2 separate regions of the Homo sapiens genome follow, and region 2 is linked to region 1. Evidence: read pairs that join two places in POLR2A ChIA-PET (ENCODE). Cell type or tissue: PC-3. All regions are shown on one strand. Links, peaks and the distances in the headings refer to the core of each region. The heading gives the core; the rest is flanking DNA.

Region 1 (4,390 bases), core at 166-4,165:
TCAACGCGCATCCCTCCCTGGAGGCTGCAGGGGAGAGTGGGAGCCTCACCGTTTGCAGCTTCTGGACGCACTTGCTCATCTCCCTTCCTCCAGCCTCAAGGCCGATGGTGTTGGATGAGTTCTCGTGTTGCTCTCTGATGGCTCTCTTCTGATTTCCTCATCCACTTTCAAGGATATAGGATTCATACAGATAATCCAGCATAATCTCCCTACTTTAAAGTCAGGTGATTAGAAAGCTTCATTCTATCTGCAGCCTTCATTCCCTCTTGCAGTGTGACCCAGCCTATCCACAGGTTCTGGGGATTAGGATGTAGATATCTTTAGAGGAGTCCTTATTTGCCTACCACACACTGCTGAGGCTAGAAGCCTAGAAGCCACATATACCCCTGCTCCCTTGCTGGCCAGGTTCTAGCTAGAGTAGCCGAGGGAGACCCCTGCACCAGACTAGAAGGTGGGCGCAGGTGTGCATGCGTGGGCTGTTGCCTCCAGCCGGGGTACTGATGGCCTTCTTATCACTACACAGCACCCCCACCCCACAACCCCCTTCACACCTGCAGCCTAGAAGTAGACGCAGCTTCCTGATCACTAGATCATATCCCTGTCCCCTTTCCTCCATCACTGCTTCAACAGCTTTGTCACAAGCTCCTTGCGTGCATGCCTTGGTCTCCTCCAGCTCCACACAAAGGAGGTGCCAGGAGGGCTGGGAACCGGGACAGAGCCCTGGAGCACCTACCAGGTGCTGGGCACTTGTCATCCGTGGCTTCGTTTAACCCTCCCAACAGCTCTTATTTTGAAGATAGATCCACATGCTTCACTCAGGTCACCCAGGTGGTGTCTGCCGGACACTGTCTTGCCTGCCCAGGGGCCAGGCCTCATCTCAGGGGGCACTGTGGCCTTTTGGGGTGTCTCCTGAGCCTCTCTCAGCTCTCTTTTGAGTTCTGTGGCCCTGAGAGTGGTCAGACCTCCCAGAGACCCCTCCCCAGGCATGTTGGGTTGGGGGCTCTCAGGAAGCCCCCTCTGTCCGGCTGCTTATGGCACCTGTGCTACAGGAATTGTCACGTGTGGACCCTTTACCTCCTCATGATTGGAATATCTTGGTGATCCTCTAATTTATTGTAATAAGCTTTCACAAATGTTAAATGCATCTCCCCCTAGTTCCTGCCTCTTCTGTTCACACAGGATGGACTAGGGTTCGGTGTCTGACTGACCCAGGGGAAACCTGGCTCTGGGAGGCTCACAGCCCCCTCTCCCTCACGAGTGCAATAGGGTCACGGTGCCTCCTCCTGGGGCTGCCTCAAAGATGAAATGGGAGGTCATGGAAGTGCCTAGTGCCACACCTGACGCTTGATATGTGCCTAACACATTATAGTTTCTTATGATTTTAAATTTTAGGTTTGTTGGGTTTTGCTGATTTTAATTTTCAGCGAAATAGCCAAATGCTCTTTTTCACTGAAATTTCTTCTGTTGATTCCATTTTGAAGAAGCTTGCCTCTCTTAGAAGTTGAGGTAAATACTCAGATTTAATTTTAACCAGTTCCCCTCTAATTTCACATATTTAAAACGATTTAACTCCTTCAAGCATCTGGAGTCTATTCTGGAGCATAATGTAAATGTGACTCTAAATGAATTTCCAAATCCCTATGAAATCAACCTAACTTAATTTAATGAATAACTTTTTTTTCCCTAGTGTTTGGTGCTGCTTATTTTAGTGTGTATTAGGTTCTTGTACGCAACAGAGTCTATTACGGGCTCTGAGATATGGATTCACAAGCCATACAAGGACATTCTGTGGATCTGAAAGCGCCTTTGTGTAGCCTCAGATGGGGATGACAACTTGTTGAGTAACTAATTCTCAGAGCATATCCTTTCTGCAGAGCTGAGGCCTATAGATGTGATTCTTTTGTCTTTGGGAAGTGAGAGCATTGGAGAAATCAAAAGCAGCTATGAGTCATACCTGTCACTGTAACATGTCTTTCCTGCTTGGTGATTGCTGAATATTCAGTCTTTTCACTTGGTTTAAAAGTTTTATGAGACACTGTGTTGGTGCAGACTCTGATTGCAAATTTTATCACAGACTCTCTGAACCTTCTCTGTGCCCAGCCTTGGTTCTTTTTTTTTCCCCCAGAATCATCCACTTCACTGTAATCTGGATTTTATTTTCTCTGTGCTGATTATTCTTCTGTTTCCTGATAGTGACTTTAATTGGTCTATTGTGATTTTACGGCATGGCTTTCTTTAAAATAATAACAAGCATCCTGGTTTATTCTTATTGATTTCAAGTGATGTCCTCTTTCATTTCTTTGGGAAGAGATGCCAGCAACTCTAACTTGTTACCTTGATGTCTGACAGAAATGTCAGGCTGTGTAAATTTGGAGATCGTACTGTTTGGCTCTTATGCAGGGTAAACATTTTGGAGGCTGTGTCCTGTGTTTCTGCCCTGCTGTGTTTGGGCTGTTGGCTTTGGTGGCCCCCACACTTGCTGCTGTTTGTACATGTCCCAGGCAGGTAGAAAGGGGAGCACAAGGGTCTGAGAGCTGCCCTTTCAATAAGGGAAGGGATGCCTGCATGGATATGAGCTTATATTTCATTGTTTGACACTGTATTGGTTTCCAAAAACAAAGCACCACAAACTGGGTAGCTTTAAACACCAGAAATGGATTCTCTCACAGTTCTGGAGGCCAGAAGTCTAAAGTCAAGATGTCAGCAGTGCCCTGGTCCCTCTGAAGCTCTGGGGAGGATCCTTCCTGCCTCTCCAGGTTCTGGTGGTGGGCGGCCATCCTTGGGGTTCCTTGGCTAGTGGATCCATCACTCCAATCTCTGCCTTTGTCTTCACATGGCCTTCATCCTATTCCAGTTTCTGTGTCTCTTCTCTTTTCTAGAAAGACACAAGTCATATTGGATCAGGGCCCACTCTATTCCAGGAGGACCCTATCTTACCTAATCACAACTGTAGCGACCCTATTTCCAAAGGAGGTCAGAGTCACAGGTACCTGGGTACCTGGTCATAGTCACAGGTCCCTATATAACCTGCATTCTTGGAGAACATAATTCAATCCACAGTGAATACCATGTCACCTGGACGTCCCTGGTCAAGGCTCTTTTAGTAAGTAAAATGATGAGACTAGGTATTTAGCTGGCTCTAGGGGTGCCTGCCACAATGGTCTGATGCAATGGGGATGATTGCCCCACTCTCCTGAGGTTCAGATGTTGTGTGCCCTGCAGCCTACCTGGCAGCTCCCACATCGTGTCTCTCCCAGTCTCCCCTGCCTTTGCAGATGGCATCAATGTCCACGCAGAGTGCCGGGCAGAGACCTCGGCAGTGCCCTTCATTTCGCTTTCCCTCTACTCATCTGCCCAGCCCATCAGCATCCCGTCAGTTCCTTCTTGAGAAGATGACATTTCCCATATCTACTGCCATGAGCCCACCTTAAGTAATCAAATAACCAGCTAAAGACTGCCTTGATCTCTCCCCAGGTCACTGCAAGAGCCTCATCACCCTCTTCCTGACCCATTCTCTGCACAGCTGCCACAGTGGTTATTATCCTGTGCTCCAAACCATGCATCTGCTTTGCTGAACCCCAAACTGGGCTCTTGTGTCCCTGTGAGACCAGCCCCTTCCCTCCTCTCCTCCTCACCTCTTCCCACTCTCCCCTTCCTCACTCCCTTTCTGCACAGGAGTCTTCCCTCTGTGCTGGAACACACCAAGCTCATTGGGGCTCAGGACCTCTGCCCGGGATCTTGCCACTGCCCCTGGTCTCTGAGATGAGCTCTGTGAGGGTGGGATGATGGATGATGCTGAGGATGGGGCGGCTCTAATGCGAGGAGTCCTCTGGGTGGGTGCTGGTGCTCTCTGTTCACATTTAATCAGGAAATTCTTGAGCACATTAACTGGGAACTGATTATTCCAAAAGTTAAGGATGGATTCAGCTTCTTTTCTTTCTTTTGGCCTAAAGCCTTTGAAGTCTCACAACTTTTCCTGATAATAATGGCATGAAAGAGATATTTGTATTTTTTTAACTTTTATATAAAACTACAAAAGAAAGAACAAGAGCTATCAATAAGCTTAAAAGAAATGGGAAACTTACAAACAGGAGGGAAATTATGTTATTTTGCCATTTGGTTTACAGACCGGTGGGAGGACATGAATAACACATAAGAAACCATACTGGGGAGGAGGAGCCAAGATGGCCGAATAGGAACAGCTCCGGTCTACAGCTCCCAGCGTGAGCAACGCAGAAGACGGGTGATTTCTGCATTTCCATCTGAGGTACCGGGTTCATCTCACTAGGGAGTGCCAGACAGTGGGCGCAGGCCAGTGTGTGTGCGCACCGTGCGCGAGCCGAAGCAGGGCGAGGCATTGCCTCACCTGGGAAGCGCAAGGGGTCAGGGA
Region 2 (4,390 bases), core at 113-4,112, 120 kb before region 1:
CCTCCCGTGTCTACTGCATATCTTTAGGGAGTAGACCGGAATGCAGTGGCATGATCTTGGCTCCCTGCAGCCTCCAACTCCAGGGTTCAGCAATCCTCCCACCTCAGCCTCCCAAGTAGCTGGGACTACAGGCATGCGCCACCATGCCTGGGTAGTTTTTGTGTTTTCTTGTAGAGACAGGGTCTCACTGTGTTGCCCAGGCTGATCTCAAACTCTTGGGCTCAAGCAATCTGCCCACCTTGACTTCCCAGAGTGCTAGGATTATAGGTGTGAGCCACTGCACCTGGTCAATCATGTTAACGCCTAAGATATGATTGTCAGGGGTAGTGCAGAGAGCACAGAATTGAGAATCCAGAGAACTGGGTTCTTGTCTAGGCTCTGACCCTACCTTCCTGGGCTTTTTTTTTTTTTTTGAGACAGGCTCTCCCTCTATCGTCCAGGCTGGAGTGCAGTGGCACCATCACGACTGACTGCAGCCTCCTGCGCCCCGTGATCTTCCCACCTCAGTGCCCTGAGTAACTGGGACCACAGGTGTGTACCACCGCACCCAGCTAATTTTGTTTATTCTTCTGTAGCAATGGACTCTCGCTATGTTACCCAGGTTGGTCTCAAACTCCTGGGCTCAAGCGATCCACCCTGCTTGGCCACCCAAAGTACTGGGATTACAGGCGTGAGCCACCATGCCCGGCCTGGGCCCATTGGTAAGGATTATTCAACAGTAAAGATAGTAAATCTATGACAGTCTCTCTTGGATTATGTATTAGTTTGCCAGAGCTGCCCTAACACAATGCCATGAACTGGGTGGCTAAACAAGAGAAATGGAGCGTGTCACAGTGCTGGAGGTCAGAGGTCTGAGAAGAGGGGTCGGTGGGGTTCATTCCTTCTGAGACAGTGAGGGAGAATCTGTGCCAGGCCCCTTACCCCACTTTTGGGACCTTCCTGGCAATCTTCCATGTTCCTTGGTGTGCAGAAGCATCACCCTAATCTCTGCCTTCATCTTCACATGGTGTTGTTTCTTTGTGTGTCTCTGTCTAAATTTCTCCTGTTTTATGAGGGCACATTCATACTGGATCTCAGCCCACCCTACTCCAGTATGACCTCATCCGAACTCATCACATCGGCAATGACCCTGGTTCCAAATAAGGTCACATTCTGGGGTGCTGGGGATTAGCACTTCAATGCAAATTTTGAGAAGCACAATTCAACCAATCACAGATTATACAGATTTGAATTCCTTCTGGGATCTATTAAGGGATAAAACCGACCTTGTATGGCCAGGCACAGTGGCTCGCACCTGTAATTCCTGCCAGCCCTTTGGGAGGCTGAGGTGGGTAGATCACCTGAGGTCGGGAGTTTGAGACCAGCCTGGCCAACATGGCAAAACCACATCTCTACTAAAAATACAAAAATTAGCTGGGTGTGGGTAGGCACGAGCCTGTGATCCCATCTACTTGGGAGGCTGAGGCAGGAGAATCACTTGAAACCTCGAGGTGGAGGTTGAAGTGAGCTGAGATCATGCCAGTGCACTCCAGCCTGAGTGACAGAGCGAGACTCCATCTTAAAAAAAAGAACCAACCTTGTATTCAGCCCCCACTGTACGTCAGGCATTATTTCCAGTCCTCACCTCACCTCATTCGGTGAACAGTATTAGCTCCATTTTATGGATGAGAAAACAAAGTCTTCAAGAGGCTGAGTGTCTTGTCCAGGGACCCAGGCAATAAGTGGCAGGCCTTGCATGGAATTCACTCATACAACTTCTAAAGTCTGTGCTTTATTGGAACTGCAGAGCTGTGGTTTGACTAATACTTGACTACGCCTAAGGATTTTTCCCCAGGAACTTCCTTGATAATTTTCATTAAATAGACCTTATATTTTCAATCCACTCGAGCCTCTGGGAGACAAGTGAGAAATTCCCTGATGGATAATGGCATTAAAAACAGCAACTGTGTACACTGCTTGAAAAGTGTGCTTTCTTGCATTTCTCTTGTGAAGTGTTGTGACGGCCTTGTGAAGTGGAGCCGATCACATGTGGATTTAGGGGCAGAAACTGGAAGACCACAACCCACCTAGACCGCACAGGCAAGAAATGGACCCCCAGGACCAGAATCCCTTCTGACTATAGTTTCTGGCCTCTTCTTCAGTTGTTATTTGCAGAGAAAAAGCATCTCACATAAACAGTTTTACTTCGGTTATCAAAAAGATACTCAATGATCTATATTTCAAAGACTCTAGATTCCTGGGAGTTGGGGGAATTTTAAGCATTGGGAACATATTCTGGAGCATGTCTTTATGTTCTTTATTCTGTAGCTTCCCATGGGTGGCCAGCCGAATGCATTATGGGAGAAAGCAGGTCTCGTGGATAATATTTCTGAAGATCGGAGCAGGTTGCCAGGTCCACGTCGGCCATGACTGCAGCACGCTCCGGAGGCAGCAGGGGGCACCCTGGAGCTTCGCATCCTCCTTCAGGCCCGCGGCATCTCCCCTGGCTCCACCATCCCCAGGTGTCTCAGGTTGGACGCACGGTAGTTCGCTATGGCCATTTCTGATTAAAGACAGAACAAATGGATTGTCCGGATACGGTGTCTGTGAAAGGAACCCAGCTGTGAGCCTCGGCAGGCAGGTGCGACATTCTAAATCCACAGGGAGGGCCCAGAAGGGACGCAAGAGGTCACCTGCCGTGCAGGGTGCGGGGGGTCTTGGAGGTGGGCAGCAGCTGTTCACCCGTGAGCGACGAGGAGCATCAGCGCTTGAACAGCGGAAGCAGCATTTACAGGTGAACACCAGCCCGAGAGGGCCGGGGGGCCCAAAGCTATGGTGTCCAGAGCCTCCCAGCTCCCACTCTGGCCTCCAGTGGCCATGGAATTGCTAACTATGAGGGCGCAAGCTTCTCCCAGCAAGTCAAGGGGATGCTATGTGCTGCGATAACGGGTCCGGCCGCCTTGCCTTTGGCCTTCCAAGCCCCTCTCTGAGCCCCAGGACGTACCCACACCTGCCGGCCCATGTAGGGTGGTCCCAGCCTGCGTCAGTCAGGCCACACTCCGGAGCCAGGCTTGGTGCAAACTCCCAGCTGAGCTCACCCGCTGGCTGCGGTCTGTGATACTTCCCTGGTGGTCTCTGACGGGGCTGTATGGCCTCCCTCTGGAACCCAGGCTGAACACTCGAGGAGCTGGAGGCAGTCGGGCAGAATCAGCCTCTGGTTGCCAGCATGGGGTGTCAGGCAGGGGCAATCCAGCGGGGAGCCTGGGGAGAGAGGGCGGGGGTGAGGCACTGATCTCAGGCTGTGGGGAGGAATTCACACCTGCATGGCTGAGGCTGGTGCTGCCCCCCTGATCACCAGGAGATCAGCCTCTCCTTCCCCAGCCTCAATTTGCACCCCTGGCCTGTGCGGTTGGCACTGTCTCCCGTGGGGAGCCCCTGCCTGGCTCAGGGGAGACCCTGGTGCAGAGCCCACCTTTGGAGCTGCCCTGTCCTGCTGAGGCAGGAGCCACCCCTGGCCTGGCCCTGGCCCTGGCCCTGGCCCTCCGGTGAGGCTGCAGTAGCCAGGAGAAGGCCAGTCAGAAAGGCCATCTGCCTGGCGGGTGTTTCTAGCCAGCAGGCCAGGGTAAGGAAGTTGTCAGGCGTCCTGCGGGGATGGCCAGGGTTGCAGACAGGGGTGGCAGCCAGCTCCATGTAGCTCTGGGACCCAGGTGTGTGGCAGGGCCAGGAGCATGTTCTGCTGCTCTTCCAGGCCCGACTCCAGCTCATTTCCTTGAGAGACCCTTTCACCTATTCCAACCTGCATTTGCCTGTGTCGTCCTTTGCAGCAGCAGCCTTGTGGCTGTGCCTCTTCTGTGCCCTCCGAGTTCTAGGCTGAGGGTGAGGATTGGATGAGTTGATCCACGCAAGGCTCCTGGCACAGTGCCTGGCATATGGTTAAATAGACTTGAAGTTATAATTACCAGGTATGTGACCCTGTCCTCAATATGAGTGCCACAGTGGGCTGGAGAGTGGCAGCCCTGCTGGGCAGGATCGTAGGGTCTCAGTGACAGGCCTTCCTCGTATCCCTGACAGGGAGAGAGGCTCACTGAATAGTAAGTTGGCTGTGTCTTTTCTGTCTGAGCCTCTCTGGGAAGCTTCCAAGGGGATAAAGGCTTGAGCTGGAACTTGGAGGAGTTTGCAGGTGGCTGGATTGGGGTGGGGGTGGGGAGGAGGGTGCCAGCATGCCAGGTGGGGGAACAGCATGGGCGAAGGTATGGAGATGGGGGAGGGATCTGGACAGGGTGCCTGTGGCTGGAGCACAGGGCATGTGTGGGCGGGAAGCAGGTGAAGAGAGGAAGAGCTCTGGGGGACTTCTGGAGGGGACCCACCGTAGGAGCAGGCCAATGGCTGGCAGGGCTAAGTGGTGCAGGTG

What was found. Peaks named below come from ENCODE experiments on the same cell type or tissue, not always from the same donor. Only the 100,000 strongest peaks of a DNase experiment are listed, where the experiment ranks them.
Region 2: POLR2A ChIA-PET joins it to region 1 with 8 read pairs; 3 of 35 experiments call an interaction of 5 or more read pairs at or near these places.

What each region holds. Positions count from the first base shown.
Region 1 is chr2:11,001,916-11,006,305 of GRCh38, reverse strand. No RefSeq gene overlaps it. Among named protein-coding and RNA genes, the nearest start is that of KCNF1, 92 kb to the right of the region's middle. In PC-3, for the core only: no CTCF peak of the experiment used is centred there; a DNase peak (open chromatin) is centred at 1,885.
Region 2 is chr2:11,122,703-11,127,092 of GRCh38, reverse strand. It overlaps FLJ33534 (Putative uncharacterized protein FLJ33534), which reads left to right. Exons shown (of 9, transcript NR_040080.1): 4 at 2,308-2,510; 5 at 3,804-3,941. Among named protein-coding and RNA genes, the nearest start is that of FLJ33534, 7.3 kb to the left of the region's middle. In PC-3, for the core only: a CTCF peak has its summit at 2,427 (motif pointing right); a DNase peak (open chromatin) is centred at 2,422.